Linked DNA regions of Homo sapiens: region 2 is linked to region 1. The links are chromatin contacts, found by Hi-C or POLR2A ChIA-PET in ENCODE. All regions are on one chromosome and are shown on one strand. The core of a region is the stretch at or near the end of the contact, and the rest is flanking DNA. Distances in the headings are between cores, read along the strand shown.

Region 1 (6,045 bases), core at 369-2,868:
CTATTTCCCTCCAAGGCCAAGTCCCCTCTAGGATCAGGGTGAGGCTCCCGCCAAGACAATCAGCACTTTCCCAACAATCTGCAGGGACACATGTAGTTTTCAGACTGAAAGGAGGATAGCAGGAAGTCTGGGTCCCTAAACACTCTGGAGGTATTGGAACAGATGTGTGGAGGTCCCACCATCTTTCCTACGCCTCCTCCACACAGTGGGGTGGCCCCTGCAGCAGGTAAGTGATGAGCGAGGCCCCAACCACATCTAACAAGATGGCCACTCTGTCTGCCTGGCTGGCTGATGCCAGCACCAGCCGCTAGCTCCCGACATGCAGGACTTAAAGCATCTGCCAGACTGGTGCCAGCTTTTGATCAGTACCATGTTGAGCCAGAGACCTGCAGGGAAACGGTCAGGCTCCCTGTAGTCGACTAGCAGGAATCTTACTGAAGAATTTGAGCACAGATTTAAAAGTGAGGTGCAGGCAGGGGGAAGGGGTGTGGGGGACTGCTTGACAGAGGCTGTCTTTTCAAGGCCAGGTTATTCCATCTCTGCTAAGGGAAGAGACACCCTTTCCTGGCTGGTGGTTGGAGCAGGATTTCTGGGCTCCCTTTGCACATTTTGCTGCTCTGCCCTGGGGGTCAGAGGGAGTCTTTTAGCCTCAGCTCATGCATCTGTAATACCCTGAGACCACCGGGATGGGTCCCTAGTCTCCCCCGTGTCCAGCTCCACGGTGTTGCAGTAAAACCACAGCAGGGCCGTTTACAAGACACTTGACGACTCCAGCCAGTCCACTCGCCAGAGGGCCTGCAGGAGGGCTCCTGTCTTCTAAACGAGTCCTCTGCGGCCTAGGCTGCTGTCCTTAGGAAACCCAGTCTACATCCTTGGCAGACATTCAGAGTGCCCCTAAAAGCTGTGTGCTAAGATGGGGAGCCCCCTCCTCCACTGCCCCCTTCCTGGGACACCAAGCCAAGTGTTAAGCAGAGGCCCAGCCCCAGAAACAACGCGTTTTGTGTCTGACAATAGCAGCCTACGTGACTTGAAGGACTCTGCTGTTGGTAAACCAAATGCACGCCAGTTTTGCTTATTTGCTCTAACCTTCAAAGAACCTAGAGGTCCCTTTCTAGTTCAACAAATAAATCCAGTTCCACTCTAGCGGGCCTCCTGGACAAAGTTCCATTGTTACGCCTTCCCTGAATGTCCACTGCTCGCTCCCTCTCAGGCACCCTAGCCCCACGCCTGTTCACCCTTCTTTCGTTTTGGGATAAATCAGCCTCCTTTTTTTGTTTTGTTTTGTTTTGCTTTAATTCTTTCAAAGGGTAAGGAATGTTGACACCCCCGAAACATGCCTCTGATGTCTGGGTAGACTTCAGACGGCTGTATTTGAACGTGCGCTGACGCAGTCGGGCAGATTGGGTTAAACCAAATATTACAATTGCAAGAACTCATCTGGAACTAATAATTTTGAGGCCACCGAAAGTAAAAGGGCCCTGCTTTGGGGCTGGCCAGCGGCAGAGGCCAGCTCGGGCCAATGCTGCCACCTGCCGAGGGCGCCGGGAACAGGGTGCGCCGCCGCGGCCTTCCTGTTTTGCTCTGGCCCCGCTCACCGGCTCCCACGCAGACAGGTTCGCCAGCCAGCCAGACCAGGGCTATTTTAAAAGGCTAGCGCCTCTTCCCAGCCCTTGGTGTAAAGATAGCTAGTCTGGCTGTCCCGTGTCTTCGCTGAAAAAAAGACAACTTCCCAATTATAGAGCCGGGGCTGGCTACAAAGGCAGTTGCAGTTGGAGTCCGATTAAACACGTGCCGGGTGGATTACACAGATCATGTGTCAGTGGCTCGCCTAGGAGGAAGGCTCGTTTAAGTTCAGGATTTTTATTTTGCGGGGGATGATGGGGACGTACAACTCTGGGTTATGTCGGCGCATTGCTGAACTGCGAGTCACATGCCAGATCCAGAAATGATGAAAACATCTGTTTTTGCTTTAGACCAGCGAGGCTCTGGCGGTGGGGAGGGGCGCGAGAGGGACGGGAATGGCTTTGCTCACCAGCACCATCTGCTGAGCCTGCTGTGGAAACGCGTGCGTCCCCAGCACAATGCAGGTTGCCACTCGCCCCGGGAAGGGGGAGATCAACAGGTGGGGGTCTCTGCCCGGGCGATCACTCTCCATGGAGGACAGCCCCGATTGTGCCCTGGGGACTGTGCAATCCCGTATTGTCTCGGAGTGTTCACAACAAAGAGCTTTGTCCCTGAGGACTGCCCGAGGGCAGAGGAGGAGGAGAGAGAAGCAGCAAATGAATTCCCAGGTTGGGAAGGAAGGAGGTAAAGGGGGAGGGGAGTAGCTCCTTAGTGGTTTGCAGACAGTAAAAATTTGCTGTTCTTTCTGGCTGAAATCTACCAGAACAAAGGAACCACGTCTCTATGAAAACTCCCAGCTGCACTTCCCCCCACCGTCCCTCTTGCCTGCGATGGTAGCTTTTGCTCGGCATGTCTGAGAATGTTCCAGTATTCACAGAGACCTTTCTGGTCTCTATGACCAAAGTATTCACAGAGACCTTTCTGGTCAGGCAGGGCTTGACCAGCCCTTCAACGTGCAATCCTCCCAGCTTCAAGAACCCAGCAATGGGATGGTTCTGAATCGGAGCCATACTGACAGCCAAGCCAACGGCATTCTTTCGATGTACAGCAAATATTTACTGCCTGCCTGCTAGGTGCCCGGAACTCACTCAGCATAACTATTTGTCATACAGCTTAAAAAACAATACAAATATGTCAGAGAAAAATGTATGTTTAGTGTCAAGTGCGTGTTTGAGACAATGACAGCTCTGAGTTGAGAAGCAAGGCGAGGATTGCAGACCTCGAATCTACCTTTCCTCAGTATTTGGGGGCAGTTCTGAGAAGAAGCTGGATTCCTCCAGCTTGTGTTTTGGGTTGTGTAGTCAAATCCCCTGAGTAACTGATTTTAATCAACCTGCTTCAGCTCTGACCTCCAGCCCTCTGGCGTTAAAGATAAATCCTCTACAGTTCCCATCCAAACGGCATCCATTACTCACAATCAGAATTGGGTGGGGACCTAGATTCCACTCCCAGGAATCTCCTCTGGGCCAGGTACAAAATTCTGAGCTACAACCAGATGAACAGTACTTCCCAACAACACACAGAGAGGTTAATCCAAGGGAGAAAAACCTGGGTCAAATGAAAAGATCGAGGCTTGCAGACCTCATTAAGCACAGTGCCTCCCTTTACACGCAGCTACCAAACACACCCTCAGCTCTCTGCTGCCCACAGCTGAGGTTCCCAGAAGAGCAAATGCTGCTGATCCGGACCGAAGTTAGTCTCTTCCGTAGGCTCATTTTTGCCCACTTACCTATAAACTCCCAAGTTCAAAAAGGAAACGGATCCTCTCCATTCCATCCCTTCTTCCATTTCACTCCCAAATAAGTATAGAAAGAGCTGCCATTTGCGTGGGAATGGGAACTTTACGCTAAGGGATGAGTCGGAAAAAAGCCTCCTTCCCATTTTACAGCTGGACAAAAAATGTAAGAACCATCCCGATCCTCACAGAGCTTGCCACCAGCTATATCCCCAGTGGCCACATCCGTTCCCACAGGACTCACGTTCTCAAATTATGAGGGCGCAAACAAATCCCCAAAGCCATCTACAAGTCCGTTGGTCAGTCACCTGCTCCGCTCTGATGTTGAAAGATTACTAGTTCAGGGGAGCCATGCGAATCAACACAATCAACTTCACTTTTTGTTTCAGGCCTCAGAAGATTAGAACATGAGACAGCACTTTAATCTGGTTTGGTATTGGGCTGATGTGGAGAGTTCTGATGAATTTTCTTTGTTTTATAAACTGAGGAAACCTTGTCACTGACCCGTATTTCTTTTCTGGACTCTTCTTGACAGTTTTCCTCATTTCTATCTGGTTTTGCAACAGGTCTGTGTTTGAATCTATTGAGGGCTGAAATTTTTCATGCTGCATTGACAACTGTGAGCCCAGAATTTAGGGTGTTTTGTCAACATTCGGCAAAATAAAATCTCTGAACTAGGCTCCAGCAAGAGGGTAGAAAAACTGCAGATGAAAAAATATGTGGCATGAAAATAAACTTTGGTGATTTTGTGCTTTACTAGGCTTAGGATGCCAACCTCCCAACTATTTTTCCAGGCCTATATAAGACTCTCTTTTTCCTCATTATAAAAAATAATTTCTGTTGCCCCACTTCACGCCATACATCTTGGTGTGATTCTCTTCACACAGAGAAATAACCTTTGTTCAAAGCTCTGCTCTCCTAAGCTGCGCTAAATTCTGCAAGATCACTCTCCATATACAAGATTAGCACCTCCTTTCCAGCTCCAAATAGACTATAATCCAAAAGCTGCTCTTTTAAATAGAGGTTCCTTTTATGCTTAAATTCCTACATAAAAGAAACATCAATGCTACTGCTAGTCTCCCCAGTTAAATCCGATTTGCAAGAAATGCTGCAGGCTCAAAAATCTGGGTGTGAACTGAAGTCTGGGCTAAGGGAACGCATTTGGGATTCTCCAGTCATTCTCTATCTGGAGGGCCCTCCAGTGGCCAAAATAATACCTGATATAAACAAAGACCACCAAAGCAAGTGTTACAACAAAGGCAGAGGATGGACGCTGGCCTGCATTTAAAATGCTGCATGTGAGCCCCACATTTGCCCCTTAGAGGTGTGTCTCATTTAAAGAAAGCCAAGACAGAATCTCAGCTCACAAAACGAAGACATTATTTGCATTACAAAAGGACCCTTCACTTGATTAAAAAGAGGCAGGTTTGAACTCCATTAAACGACAACTCCCCCTAATTTCTTTAAGATTCTATTGAATTTGCAGGAAATAAAAAGACTGACATACAAATTTGCAGAATGCATGTGCAGCGTAAAACAAGGTACATTTGTAGTCACTCTGCACTACCTGACCTACCCCACCCACATCTCCACCTCTGAAAGCCTAATAAGCACTCTGACCATGAGACACGGGGGGAAAGTGCAGGTCAGAACCTGTGGAGGTAAGAGCTGAAGGCTCAGGGCAAGTTCAAGGTGCTCGGAGCCCAGAGCTGCCCTTCTGGAGGACTGTGAGGGAAGCAGCCATTTGTTCCAATACAATTTGCTCTGGACTTGAAGGATGCTGTTGGTTTTCCAGAAGGAAAGTTCTAGCTCTATTGTGTATTGTCATCTTATGACACGCAGGCATGCCTCACTTTCCACGGGTGTAAAATGAATGGGTGGACTACACAAGCCAGATACAAATTCTAGAACCTTGGACTCCCAGACGTCGTAATGATCTTTTTTCCCTCGGAAGCACTGGGCATGAAGTGGGGAGAAAGGGGGGAAGGAAACTTTCTCCCATTAAGTCCTTTAGGTCCTTCTGACTTCTGCTTCTGCACCTCACCCTGACTCCAGTCCCCCAACCAACCTGTGACCTGCAGCAGCACCAAATTTCAGCACCCCACCACAGACCACAGTCTTCACACAGCCACCCTCACCTCACTCCCTGCTAGGCAAACTCCTCCTCATTCCTCATGGCCCAAGTCAAATGCCAGTCCTACCCTTAATCATTACCAACTTCCCCAAACACTGGGCTGTTTTCTTCCCCGCTTTATGTCCCAACAGCACTGTGCACCTGCCTCGGTCCTGGCGCTTGGCCATGCTGGTCCTCTCCAGCTTGAGGACTACAGGGCAGTCGCTGCCTCCTTTGTAGCTACATCCCCAGGGCTTAGCATAGTGCTGGGGACATGAGGTGAGTAAATGGGGAATGAAAGCAAGGGATTCCTGAGAGCAGAGCTCCTTCCATTCCCTTGGGAGATGAGACAATGGTTGGGGTCAGCAATCCCTTCCCCAGGCCTGCTCTGACCCAGGGCCATAGGCTTCCACTGCCAGATGCTGGGAGAAACAGAACAATGGTCCCTCCCTTCTGCACAGTGTGGTGGTGGTGATGGAGGGATGTCTTGTCCTCCCCATTCCTCTCTTTCAATCAAGCACCCACCATCAGTCAGATCCCCCTTTGTGTTATAATGATCTGTGCTAGAGACTGA
Region 2 (6,434 bases), core at 1,559-4,058, 110 kb before region 1:
CTTTAAAAAAACAAAGCAGAGTAAGGAGGCTGTAAAGAGCTGGGGGCATTACTTGCTTTTATCCAGGGTGGTCAGGTTCAGCTCTCTGAGAAGGTCTCTTCTCTGAAGAGAGGAAATGAGCCCTGTGGGTATCTCAGAGGATTCATGTGAATATCCAGGAGGAAAATTTTCCAGGTTGAGGGAACAGCCCCTACAAAGGCCCTGAGGTAGGCGCATATTTCACTGTGTTTGAAGATTGGCAAGAAGGAGACTGTGACTGACACTGAGTGATCCTACCCAAGGGTGGATAAAGAAAGTGGCAGAAGTTAAGCCCAGAAAGTTTGTAGGGGATTGTATGGGGTCTTGGGCTGTGGAAAGTACGTTACCTTTTACTCTGGGTGAAATGGGATACTACTGGAAGGGTTTGAGCTGAGGAGAGACTAATTATGACGAATGTTTTCAAGGGATATTGTATGGAGAATAAAGTATAGTTGAATGAAAGTTGAAGCAAGGAGACAAGAGGCTGTTAAGATAATCTACATGAGAGGATGGGGCATGAGACTAGACTCAGTGTGGAAGTAGATGTGGTGAGAAGGGGTCAGATTCTGGATATATGTTGAAAGTAGAGGCTATAGCAGTTGCCCTTGGAATAGATGCAGGGTGAGATAACAAATGAAATGTCAAAGATGGTCCTAAGGCTTTATAGATCAGTAAACTCTAGACTGGAAGGGTCACTCATGAAATTAGGACAATTTCAGAATAACGAGTTTCAGGGAGATATCAGGAGTTCATTTTCGGACGTGGTGAATTTTAGACGTCTCTTAGACATGCAAGCAGTTGGCTGTATGAGTCTGGCTTTCAGGACACAGGGTCTAGATGGATATGTAAATTGGAGGGTTATCAATGTGTAGATGATAAAACCATGAGATTAAGTTAGCCCTACCCTGCTCACTGTTTGTAAATGAGAACTGAGCCCTGGGACATTCCAAAATGTAAAGGTTAGGGGATGGGGAAGAACAACGTAGAAAAGACTGAGGAGGAACTGTCAGTGAGGTAGGAGAACCAAGAGTGAGTGGTTCCCCAAGGACTAGTGAAGAAACTACCTCAAGGTGAAGATGTGATCCACTGTGGCTAAAAATCAATCATAAAAGACCTTCTGGCAATGTGAAGGTCTTTTTCAACCTCCACTGGGGCTGCGGACTAGTGGAATAGTGAGAACAAAGACTGAGTGGATTCAAGAAAGAACAAGAAGAGAGAAAACAAACAACACATAGACAACTCTGTCAGTGAACTTTGCTGGAAAGAAGAGGGCAGAAGTGGGGTAGTAACTTCAGAGGCATGTAGGGTAAGGGAAGATGAATTTTTTTTGCTTGGTTGATGATGGCTTGGTTGGTTTGTTGGTTGGTTGGTTGAAAGATGGAGGCTATGCCATCATGTTCTCAGGCTGGCAGGGATGATCCAGTAGAGCAGTGTTACATGTAATATAATAGACAGAGACAGCATTGCTGAAGGCATGCCCTTGAAAAGGACAGAGAATGGGAGTCCCAGTGCACAAGTAAGAAGCTTTCCTTAGAACCAACCAGAGTAGCGCTTATCTTACCTGCTTTATATTTCACATTCCACAGAAAACTTCATTAGGGGAATGTGATGGTAAATATTGAGTGTCAACTTGATTGGATTGAAGGATGCAAAGGATTGTTCCTAGGTGTGTCTGTGAGGGGGTTGCCAAAGGAGATTAACATTTGAGTCAGTGGGCTGAGAGAAGCAGACCCACCTTCAATCTGGGTGGACATCATCTAATCAGCTGCCAGTGTGGCTAGGATAAAGCAGGACTAGACTTGCTGAGTCTTCTGCCTTCCATCTTTCTCCTGTGCTGGTTGCTTCTTGCCCTCGAACATCAGACTCCAAGTTCTTCAGCTTTTGCACTCTTGGACTTACACCAGTGATTTGCCAGGGGCTCTCGGACCTTCCGCCACAGACTGAAGGCTGCACTGTTGGCTTCCCTACTTTTGAGATTTTGGGACTCGGACTGGCTTCTTTGCTCCTCAGCTTGCAGACTGCCTATTATGGGACTTCGCCTTGTGATTGTGTGCGTCAGTACTGCTTAATAAACTCCCCTTCAAATATACATCTATCCTATTGGTTCGGTTCCTCTAGAGAACCCGGACTAACACAGAGAAATATATGTTTTGTTGCTAATTTTAAAATAATAAATGATAACTCTCTATTTGCTTTATTTATTCCTCACATGTCCTTATGAGTCACTTTACTGCCATTTTACTAATAAGAAAACTGAGCCTCAGAAAATGTACATGACTTCATCAGGTTCTCAATGTTTGTATGAAAACTGGGGCTCAAACTGGGTCTGGCTAATTCCAAAGGCCATACATGTTCCACAACATCAGAGCCTGGAATTCCCCCAGAGGGACCACCCGCTAATGAGAAAGGGAGGACATCATCTCACAATGCCAGGCCAGAACAGAACAACGGAGGTAAACCTAAAGGCTCTCAGGTACAAGTGCTAGGAGGCAAGACCAAGTGATGCGCCTGGGCTCTCTGCAGTGAGGCCTTTGGGGAAGGTGTGGTTCGGCTCACAGCTTTTAAAGGTAGAGACGGATGGGAGCATCAGTACTTCACAAGGTTATGGGAAGGTCATGAGAAGAGCTGGACTCCCAAGTCAGGCTGATTAGTCTTGTGTGAATGAGAAGGAGCAAATGTTTCCACTTGAACTGAAAGTGCAGGAGCAGAAGCTGAAAAAAGCATGATGGGGCTTCTTGGGGTTTCCGGTGACTTCAGTAAGCGCTTCATAAATTCCTACCCTGTGTGCAGCATAATGCCTCATGCTCAGAAAAGAAAGAGGAACTGTCATCCTGCCCTGAAGGTACTTACACAATGAACAATTTCAATTCAGCATAAGATTTTGAAATACCTTCATTATTCAGTCTTCTCCAGAGAAACAGAATCAATAATACATAGATATAGAAATGTAGAATAGAGATAGAAACTTTCATTTATTTATTTAAAGAGATTTATTTCAAGAAATTGCCTCATAGGATTGCAGGGGCCAGACACAAGTCTGAAATGTGTAGCACAGGCCAGCCAGTTCAGGAAACTCAGGCAGGCATTGATGCTGCAGTTTTGAGGCAGAATCTTTTCTTCTCTAGGAAACCTCAGTTTTTGCTCTTAAGACCTTTAACTGATTGGATAAGACCCATTTGCACTATCCAACGTAATCTACTTAAAATCAACCAGCTGTAGCTGTTAACCACGTTTACAAAATACCATCGAAGCTACATGTGGATTAGTGCTTGATTAAATGATGGGATACTATAGCCTAGCTAAATCGACACAGAAAGCTAACCATCACAGCATCCTATTACTTCCAGGATTTATTCCATAAAAGCCAAAAACAGATACTTTATTTTAGAGACATTTGTCTTCTTGAAGTATTATTTCCTGATCGAATTTTAAACTGTAGACCGCCGAGAAGCCAGAGGAGGGGCTGTCTCTGAGCCGCTGTTCTATTAAGGGTGGTTTATAAAGGTTCTAATTCATTGTAATTAATTTTTATTGTGCAGACTCAGAAGCCTGACAGAGTGAAAGGGGATAATTTCACAAGTCAAAATAACAAATAAGTAAATACAAATAGTCTCCAACTTCCCAAGAGCATATCATGCTCTCCAGGTCTCCCCTCTCTGAATGAAACACAGACCCTGACCCCGGTTTCCTCCCAGGAGTCCTGGCTCTTGGACCCTCCTACCCACCAGTTTTCTAGAAAGCTAACCTGATCTCAAAGGCCCTCAACCCCGACAATCCTCTTCCTCACACCTGGACAATTTTAGGGCTGCTGTCAATCAGATGGAAGAGCTAGATTTAGGGTGTTGAAACAGTACCCTCCGCCAAAAGGGCGAGAGATTCACCACTGGGAGAAAAGCCCTCATTGGTAGTGCTTTTTGCGAACAATGAAACCTCTGCACGGAGGTTCTTTGTTCAGCTCCATGCTCGGAGCCCCTGCGAGCTGAACAGTGCACGCGCGTGTGCTGGATATTAAGTCTCATTTCAAAGACGTTGCAGTGGGCAATGACGTGGGGGCCGGCTGGGGGCCAAGAGTCGGGGGCTCCAGCCGCTTTGAGCATCGGTCTGGAGCGGGGAGAGCTGGAGATGACTTCAGTCCCTGTGATGGGGTGGGGGAACATTTTCTTTTCCAGAAGGTAAGGGAGTCAAGGGGCACTTTGAGTCTCTCAGGCAGGAAGCCTGTGTCGAGGTTTTAGGAGAGTCTTGAGTAATGACCAGTGTGGGTTTCTCACGGAGGACTCATTTATCTGGGTGCCAGTGGGTGAGCCCGGCTTCCCAAGCTTGAAAATTTAGATTTATTGGGTGCCAGAAATTGGACTGGACACCATTTAATAGGCCCACGCACCATGAAGGTGAGGGTAGGGGGATAAGAGTCAAGAGGGCCGCATGGATGGTGAAGAGACGGGGTGTGAAGAAAGCAAAACCTGATTAGTCCCATAAAATTCCAGCCACAGCAGGCAGGAAACACAAGACACTGGAGAAACTGATGGTTTATGAACAGAGCTAAGATGAGATAAAACTGTGGGAAGAGAGAGGTGGAGGCGAGTAAACAGTCTCTCTGAACTTAAGGAAGGGGTTACGAGAGAGAGAGAGAGAGAGAGAGAGAGAGAGAGAGAGAGAGAGGGGGAGAGAGGGAGAGAGAGAGAGGGAGAGAGAGAGAGAGAGAGAGAGAGAGAGAGAGAGAGAGAGAGAGAGAACAGGCTTCCGAACTCTACATGAAGACAAACCTTATGTTAGAAGGGGTAGATCGATAAAAAAGCCATTTGCTGGTTACAAAAGGAAAAGAAAACATATATCTTGTTCAGCCTCTTGATCTGAAACAGAAGAAAAGCTTTGGGATCTATGGAATGTGGATTTACATAGAGAGACCCCAGAATATATAAATACTCAGGCGACTTATAATGTGAAGAGAAAGGCAGAGGGGGACACACTTGCAGGAGGGGACAGAAGTGGGGGTGGGAGGGATGTCCAAACGCCTCACTCCTCAAGTGAACCCGGGGAATGCATATCCCTTCTCTGGGTGCCTCAAGCGGTCTTCATGATTTGTATCTACTTTCTCCCTAGGGCTGGAAGAAGCAGTTTAAAAATGACATTTTAGGCTTTGAGACATTTGAATAAAATGACTATGTAATGTGACACAGCTGATCTGAATCTCTTTACTCACAAACATAGATGTTCATTCAATATTTATTGTGTTTTTTCCTCTGTGCAAGGCACCACACTAGGGTCATGGGTGTAGGAAGGCATGTTAGGCACTTCATTCATTCATTCATTCATTCAGGAAATATCTAGAGGCAAAAAAAAGAGCCCATGACTTCCCTGAAGATGCTCCCATCCCAGGGGAGGAGACGGACAAGTCAATTCCCATGTACGGCACTCAGGAGACCTGAAAGAGGGGCCCATGAATCAGACAGAAGAATCACAGAAATCTTCCCAGAAGAGGTGACTGTCACACCTAGATTGTGGGCTCCTGAACCTCAGTGGTCTGCTGAAAGTCACATTTGTCAATCAAAAACCCAGAAGTTTGGACTAGATGTCAGCACACATGTAGATATTTGGAAATACCCAGCTTTCTGGTGATTATAGCCAAATGCCCAACAGCATTTGTATATAGGAGTGCATGCATGTGCCTTGTAAATAATGCAAACATGTACCATGTAATAATTATTTTTATGAGCTATTCTTCTTCCATGAGAACACAAATTATCAAAATTCTTTGCTATTTTTATACATTAGTTTATTACTTCTCCTCAATTAATGTGGTGAAATTTATATCTTTGCACATGTCCAAGGTAATAACCCCTGCGGCTCAAGGCAACTAGATAAGGCCTTAAAGAAATCAGACTGTGAACAAGGCAGAAGTTTAATAAAATTTGAAACTTACAGCTATTAAGCTATATGAAACCTCATGCTCACAAATATCAGGCAAATATCACTACAGAATTATTCCATGTAAGAAGCGCTGGTAAAAACTTTATATCCCATTTTTGTGACAGGTTTAAAGACTATGTTGGTGTGTGTGTGTGTGTGTGTATGAGAGTGCATGCATGTATGTATGTTTATATGTATACATATGTATATATGTACATACATGTATATATGTACACACATGTATGTATGTACATATGCATGGTATATTTATTTGATGTAGGGATGTTCTAGAGGAAAAAAAGCAAAATTGTGAAGGTGATGCTTCCTTTAACAGTCCCCAGTCACCTGTTCTATTTCTTCTTATTTCCTCTCTCTCTAGTCACCCACACCAACCCCTAGGGAGCCCAGAGTCTTCAAGCCTCTCATTTGTGTATTCCCTCTCCACCCCCAGGAAAGCTTATCTCCTTATCCCTGATTCACATAAATATCCTTCCTATGGAACATTTTAA

The links. A loop is a pair of places that touch in the nucleus more often than their neighbours do. ChIA-PET counts read pairs that join two places held with the same protein, here RNA polymerase II (POLR2A). Pooled maps may share reads with other maps.
Region 2: a map with no recorded cell type shows a loop between it and region 1 (7-fold over the local background). The contact joins two enhancer-like sites. A Hi-C loop is called at or near these places in 2 of 168 maps with a recorded cell type or tissue (IMR-90 and aorta), 12 of 37 single-sample maps with no recorded cell type and 7 of 50 pooled maps. POLR2A ChIA-PET finds 5 or more read pairs at or near these places in 1 of 52 experiments (Panc1).

Annotation. Positions count from the first base shown.
Region 1 is chr11:121,651,649-121,657,693 of GRCh38, reverse strand. No RefSeq gene overlaps it. Among named protein-coding and RNA genes, the nearest start is that of SORL1-AS1, 200 kb to the right of the region's middle. RefSeq lists an enhancer at 1,648-1,857. Within about 2 kb of position 1,618, at least 35 of the 41 ENCODE cell types and tissues checked have a DNase peak (open chromatin) inside an H3K27ac peak, as active enhancers do.
Region 2 is chr11:121,763,970-121,770,403 of GRCh38, reverse strand. No RefSeq gene overlaps it. Among named protein-coding and RNA genes, the nearest start is that of SORL1-AS1, 310 kb to the right of the region's middle. RefSeq lists an enhancer at 2,553-2,602. Within about 2 kb of position 2,808, at least 2 of the 41 ENCODE cell types and tissues checked have a DNase peak (open chromatin) inside an H3K27ac peak, as active enhancers do.